Linked DNA regions of Homo sapiens: regions 2 and 3 are each linked to region 1. The links are chromatin contacts, found by Hi-C or POLR2A ChIA-PET in ENCODE. All regions are on one chromosome and are shown on one strand. The core of a region is the stretch at or near the end of the contact, and the rest is flanking DNA. Distances in the headings are between cores, read along the strand shown.

Region 1 (2,657 bases), core at 106-2,605:
ATTTCAAGAACAGCAAGTTACTGACAATCCTTGAAGTTAAATGCTGGGTGCATGGATTCATTAAAACATTCTCTCTACTTTTGTGTACGTTTCACAATTTTCTTTTTGTTTTCGCCCAAGCTAGAGTGCAGTGGCGCGATCTCAGCTCACCACAACCTCTGCCTCCCAGGTTCAAGCAATTCTCCTGCATCAGCCTCCCAAGTAGCCAGGATTACAGGAGCCTGCCACCACAACTGGCTAATTTTTGTTTTTTTTGTTTGTTTGTTTTTTGTGTTTTGAGACGGAGCCCAGGCTGGAGTGCAATGGCACGATCCTGGCTCACTGCAACCTCTGCCTCCTGGGTTCAAGTGATTTTCCTGCCTCAGCCTCCCGAGTAGCTGGGATTACAGGCATGGGCCACCATGCCCAGCTAATTTTTGTATTTTTAGCAGAGACAGGGTTTTGCCATGTTGGCCAGGTTGGTCTCGAACTCCTGGCCTCAGGTGATCCAACCACCTCGGCCTCCCAAAGTGCTGGGATTACAGGCATGAGCCACCACACGCAGCCCAATGTTTTGCAATTTTCATAATACAAAGTTGAAAAAGTAATAATAAAGGTATACTATAGGTTTGATCTTTAGAAACTATATCTCCTTAACTACCTGGGAACCAGGATTAAGACTCATGACTATTATTCTAGGCAAAGAATTACTACTGTAAAATCTATCTTAAAGCTTTCTTTTCTCTTACCTTAAATACTGCAGTGACTAAAAAAGAGTAGCTTGCAGTGCACTGATCTCATACGATCACTATTAGAAAAACTAGAGACAAAATGGAACAATAAGACAAATATTTAGATCAAAAGTATCCAATCTTTTGGTTTCCCTAGGCCCCACTGGAAGAAGAAATGTCTTGGGCCACACATAAAATACACTAACACTAATGACAGCTGATGAGCTTAAAAAAAAATTGCAAAAAAATTTCATAATGTTTTAACAAAGTTTGTGAATTTGTGTAGGACCACATTCAAAACTGTCCTGGGCTTCTGAGCCAGGGGTTGGAAACCTTGATTTAGATGGAGATAAGGGCAAGTGAGTCAGGCCTTCTGAAATACTGGGCTCTCTAAATAAAGGATGGTGCAAGTATTTAAAGGGGAAAGGAAATGCCAAAGTTAGAGTTGATACACTCACTATTCTCCCTTGAAGAAAATCATCAGTTTCCTACCTTTGAGTGGCTTATCTACAAGGGTTATTACATGTCTGCAGGCATCAGGATTGCAAAAATCAGAGGTAAAGCTGTTTTCATTAGGGAATCTGGCAATTTACAAGAAAGGGGCTCAAAACTACATTATGTTAGGGCTTAATGTTAGACAAGTATTCTTTGTCTTCTGTGGTTTTTCTTGAGATGAAATGTTTTACTTCTGACTGTGGGACTAATGTGTTCCTACAGGTTGCAACATAAAACGGATTTCTCACTATGAACCTTAGAGAAACAGCTTGACAATCTTTGTCCTGGACAGCAAGTCTTCTTAGAGCTGGGGCCAAGTGACTTCTCCTTGACTCCTCTGAGCAAAGCCCAGCGCCAGCCACAGCACAGGAACCTGGGCAGGCAGTCCACCCTCAGGGCCTGCCTGTGACCACTGCTAACCTGTGCGGAACAAACATGTGCTGAAGGATTTGAGTTCTTCAGAGGACTTGGGGAACTGACTTATAGAAAATGCTCAGCACGTGGCCTAGCACAAGGCATTCTTTAAATCTGAGTCTCCTCCCCATTCCATCTCTCATCCCTTTTCCTGAATTCTGTCTTTACTGATTTATCTAGTCATCCAGCAAAGAACAAATCACTCCAAAGCCATGACAGGCTACAACACAACTAGTTACTCCAACACTGAGAGTCCTATGACTCCCTCCATAAAATCAACTGAGTAGAATACTGAACAGCTCTTCTGAACATTTTCAGACAAATCTCTATTCTAGAAACCTTTCCACTGGGGAACTACCTCAAACTCTTCAATTATTTACTAGGAGATCAAACATAAGCACAGAAGCACAACAGGCAAATTTCACTTAAGCTTGGCTTTTGTCCTCTGGGGTTTTATTATTGTTCAGGTTTTGTCTTTCAATGATGTGGCCTGGTACAGAGAACCCTCTCCTGCTTTCGATTTTATTCTTTCAGAATCTGGAAAGGAGGTCAGCTGTCCTTTCCAGGCTTCAGTTCCTCCATCTGTAAAATGAAGTTGTTCTAAATTATTTTTCATGTCTCTTCTAAATTTAAAATGTTATATGCACACATCTTTTTGAGTCCCAATGACAGTCCCAACACAGGCCAAGCTAATCACGTGACTGACACTTCCCCAGAGGCACTTGGCTGAGGCTCCTGGGGTTGGGGATGGGCAATGTACCTGCCCCATCTGGTGTCACACTCCTAAGGTGTGCCCTCCCTCCCAACTGACCCCTTTCAAATCAAGTACAAGGCATCTCTTCTCAACTGGAGGCTTCCCCCAATGCCAAGTAGCCTTCACTTCTCTCTCCCTTCTCTGACCTCTAACCACAACACTCAAGGATAACATAAGTGGGCACTTGATTTTTCTCCACTTTTTTCATAGGATAGTTTATATTATGCTGAACAGGCTGTCAAGAAACGACCGCCTGATGATTTGTTGAAAGAGTCTACATCACA
Region 2 (2,657 bases), core at 101-2,600, 55 kb after region 1:
AGAAGGAATTAAATTACCAGCACCAGTTAATCAATAACCACATTAAAAAATCTCCCTGGGGCCAGGTGCGGTCGCTCACGCCTGTAATCTCAACACTTTGGGAGGCCAGGGCGGGTGGATCACCTGAGGTCAGGAGTTCGAGAACAGCCTGGCCAACATGGTGAAACCCCGTCTCTACTAAAAATACAAAAATTAGCCAGGCATGGTGGCAGGCGCCTGTAATCCCAGCTACTCGGGAGGCTGAGACAATAGAATCGCTTGAACCTGGGAGGCGGAGGTTGCAGTGAGCAGAGATTGCACCATTGCACTCCAGCCTGGCAACAAAGAGCAAAACTCTGTCTCAAAAAAATAAAAAATAAAAATCTCCCTGGAAAACAGGGTTGAAATTTAAAGCCAATAGGTTGATAATTTAAAGCCAGTTCTGGAAGAAGGTATGGTAGTTTCATGCCAGAAAGAAGGTATGATAGTTTAAAGCCAGAAATTAGCAGGATCTACTCACACTAAGTCAGCATATTTCTATCAATAAGACAATCTTTTCTGTATTAGGATGATTTCTGCAACAATTACAATATGATCGAAAACGAAGAAAGACGCGCTGCCATGCCCTGCCAGCAGGAAGTCTGTTCTTAGTCTACCTGTTCCTTCTGTCCTTTCCTTCTCTTTTTTCTCCCTCCCACTGTCCCACTCATTTTGAGGCCCACACATTCACTCAGTGAGCAAGCATTTACTCTGACAGGTATTGAACTATGCTAACTACTAAAAATCACAAAACTTTGTAGAGACTTCATCAAGGCCTTCAAGAAGGTCACTGCCTGAAAGAAGAAAGAGACAAACACAGTCAAAATAGTATGGGGACAAGTCTTAAACCAGAAGTTTGCAGAAAATGCTGTAGGTAGAAGAGGAAGGAAGATAAAACTGCCTGAGGGAACTCAGTAATGCTTCAACTGGGAATTGCAAGGATGGGGCACTGCACCTACCAACTAAGCTAAGCACCAAGCAGCTCAGCACCGGGGCAGCCCCAGCTTTCATTTGTCAGTCACAGGTCCTTCCCTGTCTTCCACTGCAGACTCACACTCCAGTCTCCCTGACTCCCTCCCTATCTCCTCTCAGCTTCCTTAATGGTTTCAGCACCCACACAGATGACAACAACTCCTCCTTTCTGCCTCCTCAGACCTATAACCTTCCAGTTGTCTGCTCCCAGGAATCAGCGATCTCTCCTCCGCTAGCTCATTCCCAGCAGCTTGTAAATGTCCTCTAAATCACTCATCTTACAAAGGCCCTCTCTTGAGCTCACATGCCTTTCATCAATGACACCATCAACAGTGAAGCTTCTTTAAGCCGTTGTCTACACCAGCCAGCTCCACTGATGCACACTTCCTGTCCCCTCCACAGACCCTCTGATCTGGCTTCACTTGCTCACTCCACAAGAGCAGCTCTTGTCAGAATCACCAGTGACAGCCATGTTGGCAAATCCAAGGAAGACTTTTCTGTACTTAACAAACTACACCACTCAGCAGCAATCCAAAGTCGATCGCCCCTTCCTTCTTCAAAAATTCCCTACTTGTGTGAAAACAAATGCTTATGCCTTCTTGCTACTTCTCTGGTTGCATCTACTAATTCATCTCTCATCTCTACCCACCTTCCAGATCTCTGTTGGTGGGCTCAGTCCAATGCCTCTTGTCCCCTCACACTGCTCACTCCAAAATAACCAGCATCCATTCCCATGCTTATAAACTGATGTCTCCCAAATTTGTATCTCCAAGCCAAATACCTCTGAGCTCTAGTCATATACGCTGGCCTCCTTTTGGTTCCAAACTCTTTACTACTTCAGGGCTTTTGCTTATGTTGTTCCTTCTGCCAAAAACTCTCCTTACACCTATATTGGCCCGGCTATTCTTTTTCATCTTTCAGACTTCAGCTCAAATGCTAGCTCCTCAGAGACCCATTGGAAGGCCATTCTAGGGGTACTCCCTTGTCACTGCATGCTGTTCTCTACTTTCAAGCACTTAAGGTGCAATTCTACCACGTATTTACTGTCTGATTTCCCAACAGGACTGTCAGCCTCAAGAAGGTAGGGACCTAACTATATTTTGTTCACCTAATGCCTATAATGCCTGTTGCAAACAAGGTACTCCAGAAATACTCGTCCAAAGAATAAAGTTTGCTTGGGCTGAAAATCAAAGGACAAACAGTCACTGGCAGTCATAAGTTGAGTTCCATTCTTTCTTAGAAGTAGAGGTAAGGGAGAAGGTAGAAAACATCACAAGTAAAAGGAATGTGCAAATACATATGGACAAAGCACAGACGCAAGAGTGTGCGGCCTGTTCAGAGGAAACAAGCAGTCTAGAAAGATCACAGAACTGGTTCCCAACCTGTAAACATTGCTGATCCTCACTCCTGGGATGAAAGGGGAAACTTATTAGAAGGATGTCTGATAATTATTCCATACATACACCAAGAATTATCTATACAGACAAAATATCATATTCATATGTTTTAATACTGAGAAAGTATTCATATTTTTCAAGCTTACCTTTATGCATTATGAATGTATTATGAATTTTTTAATGCAAAAATAATATAAAAAGTGTTTCTAAATTCTTAATTTGATGTTTTTATTTCAATTAACAAATACTAGAAATTCTACTAGAGTTCTC
Region 3 (2,657 bases), core at 109-2,608, 35 kb after region 1:
TTTTAGTTTTCTGAAACAAGGGAAAGTATAAGTGTTAAAAATTTTACAATCAAGTGAAATCTTCCTAAAACAGGGGGCCTCAGTCAATGGATTGTTTTATACCAGTCAGTTTTTAACTCACCCTTCACAGACTTCCCAGCCAGCTGCTGCTCTACTCAGGGACTTTATTATCAACACTGAACAACTGATGGATTCATATCTTATTACAAGAGACCCAAGGCCTCTGTTCCAGAGCACAGGCTAACTGACTAGGCCACAAGAAAACATGTAACCTCAGTCCCACATAAAAGTTAACTTTCCTCAGATTTTATGAGTATTTGGTCCCATAATATACATTTTCGTCAACTTCCTTTTACTGACCACATGCTACATATTAAAAGCACTACATGGGCTTATATACATGGGCTTACTGAATCCTCTATGTAGTAAATATCATCAGACCCCTTTTACAGATGAGGAAATACATTCTAGAGAGAAAGCTACCTGCTCAAATATATGAGTGGCAGAGCCAGAAGAGGAATCCAGACAATTCACACTCAAATCTAAAATACTTTCAGTACACTTTGTTGCCCTTGCATATAGGTAAACACATTTAGGAAGAAATGCCACTAATTACATACATCAAGGACACCATTTTTACCAACAATCCATATAAATTTTCTTGACATAACCTTTCCTAAGGTTTTTTGCTTTTGCTTAGTGCTGCTAACTGTAGCTTTTCTACTTATGACAGAGGCACCTGTCTTTTTAGATTAAACCATGGAAATTCACCTCCTACAGCCAATAGGACAAACACTGCAAGGAAAACCTGGAAAAAAATGGACAGTCTCTGAAAAGATGTGTCACTTGGTGGCAGTAGCGAGGAGACTGCCAGAAAAGGAAACAGAAGTCACTTAATCTGAATCCAATAATCTTTTCTGGCTCTCCTCTCAAGGACACAAGCGGGAAAATAAAAACCTCGATGAAAGCCAAGGTTTTGGAGATAGGCAAAGGAAATGAGAGGAACCTCCCTTATCTGTCAACACAGTCTCCTCCTGCCCATAAACACACTTGATCTAGCGGTAACATGTGCTCTGTAAAGCAGCTTAGGAGAGACTACATCTTTTACAGTCTACCAAGGAAGTGCTAACCAGAAAGGGAGAAACAGGAAAGGAAGAGAGACTTTCTCAGAACCCTCTGCAGCTTACACCTTTTGGTTCTTCATAACCCTCTTTAATCCCACTTCTCTGTCAAGGCCTCTCCAACTAAGCATACCCTAATGTTTCTTCTTTCTCCGCATGACAGAATTTATACAAATTCCTATGATGCAATTTAGCACTGACTTATTTCCTATCCTACACTGTGCACCGCCCTCTCATGTGCCCTCCCCGTTCCTCCAATCAGACCACAGGGCAGAAGAAAAGGAAGCTCTGGGTTAATAGGGAACCCACAAATTTCAAATATAAGGCAGCACGGAATGGGCCTTGAGACAAATGTACACGGAGATGAAGCCCACACAGACTGGACAGACCTAGACAGCTTAGACACTGGGCCGGGACCGTACCCAGTTTTTCCCTACTGTGTAAGTACAGCAACTGGCACATCATACGTGTTTAATTAACTCTGGTTGTTGCATAAGGACTTGAGTTCAAGTCTCAGAAATCTTAATTACTAGTTTTATCACCTTGAACAAGTTAGCTAATTTTTTGAGCATCAGTCTTCTCATTTGTAAAATGGGAAAAATAATGTCTACCTCATATGGTAATTACAATTTAAAAAATGAACACATATTTAGCACAATTTCTGGCTCACAGTAAATGCACCACAGCCATAGACTATCATTATTATTGTACAGTATTAAATACAGGTCCACAATTGCTTATCCAAAACTCTAGAGGCCAGGTATATTCTGGAATAAAGAATTTTTCAGATTTTTAGGAAGATAAAATAGTGCACGGAGAGAGAGATAGTGTGTATGTGTGTGTGTATGTGTAATATAGCCCCTTGAATAGAATCCGGGGCAGCAACTCACAATCAAGCACATTAATATTTTTGTAGTGAAACATAGCCTAGCCAGGTACATACAGACTATAAATAGTCTCATGTTAGTTCACTTCAGGTCAAATGGCAAATTAGTAATTAAAAACACTAGGCTTTCAGAGTGCTTTGAATTTTGAAACTGCGGAGAAAGGCCTGTGGGACTGTATTCACAAAAAGCACCAAGCCCCTGCTAAGAAACGTTGTTTCCAATGATCCCAGTAAAGGTACAGGTACTTGCACTGGTGTGGTGTGGATGTGAGGCTGCATGTTACTGCACTGCTGCGCAGAATCAAAGCTGTCAAGATGACCTGAGAAAGCTGCGTAGCATAAGTCCCCCCCCAATTCCCTCCAGTTGCATAGCCCAGGCGGTCTCTCCAAGACAGGTCATTCTTAACATTTCATCCCTTCTCACCTGATGAGGGAAGAAGGAAGAACAGAAGCAGCTGGAAGTGAGTGCAAGAACCTATCCCCACCACTTTTCCCTTTCTGCAAGTTTTAAGGCAGACAGGAAGAGGAGACCAGATCAATGAGGACAGCCATATTCAAAATTTGGGGTTATTTTTATTATTTAATGTCTCCTTCCAGGATTCCCATGGTCACTATGACAACAGGGAACCTTCACAAATCCTTCCATGTTG

The links. A loop is a pair of places that touch in the nucleus more often than their neighbours do. ChIA-PET counts read pairs that join two places held with the same protein, here RNA polymerase II (POLR2A). Pooled maps may share reads with other maps.
Region 2: a map of DLD1 shows a loop between it and region 1 (5-fold over the local background). The contact joins two enhancer-like sites. A Hi-C loop is called at or near these places in 2 of 168 maps with a recorded cell type or tissue (DLD1 and breast epithelium). POLR2A ChIA-PET finds 5 or more read pairs at or near these places in 7 of 52 experiments (CD4-positive, alpha-beta T cell, GM12878, H1 and 4 more).
Region 3: a loop to region 1 is called in a map with no recorded cell type, with 2.7 times the contacts of the local background. The contact joins two enhancer-like sites. A Hi-C loop is called at or near these places in 1 of 168 maps with a recorded cell type or tissue (HepG2), 18 of 37 single-sample maps with no recorded cell type and 7 of 50 pooled maps. POLR2A ChIA-PET finds 5 or more read pairs at or near these places in 14 of 52 experiments (CD8-positive, alpha-beta T cell, GM12878, H1 and 10 more).

What each region holds. Positions count from the first base shown.
Region 1 is chr2:121,560,661-121,563,317 of GRCh38, forward strand. All of the region lies in intron 2 of CLASP1 (cytoplasmic linker associated protein 1), which reads right to left. Among named protein-coding and RNA genes, the nearest start is that of RNU4ATAC, 31 kb to the left of the region's middle. Within about 2 kb of position 1,356, at least 4 of the 41 ENCODE cell types and tissues checked have a DNase peak (open chromatin) inside an H3K27ac peak, as active enhancers do; they include GM12878, where a contact is called at or near this core.
Region 2 is chr2:121,616,106-121,618,762 of GRCh38, forward strand. The region is part of intron 1 of CLASP1 (cytoplasmic linker associated protein 1); the gene reads right to left. Among named protein-coding and RNA genes, the nearest start is that of CLASP1, 32 kb to the right of the region's middle. RefSeq lists an enhancer at 1,601-1,650. Within about 2 kb of position 1,351, at least 4 of the 41 ENCODE cell types and tissues checked have a DNase peak (open chromatin) inside an H3K27ac peak, as active enhancers do; they include GM12878, where a contact is called at or near this core.
Region 3 is chr2:121,595,518-121,598,174 of GRCh38, forward strand. The region is part of intron 2 of CLASP1 (cytoplasmic linker associated protein 1); the gene reads right to left. Among named protein-coding and RNA genes, the nearest start is that of CLASP1, 53 kb to the right of the region's middle. RefSeq lists an enhancer at 1,469-1,538. Within about 2 kb of position 1,359, at least 21 of the 41 ENCODE cell types and tissues checked have a DNase peak (open chromatin) inside an H3K27ac peak, as active enhancers do; they include GM12878, where a contact is called at or near this core.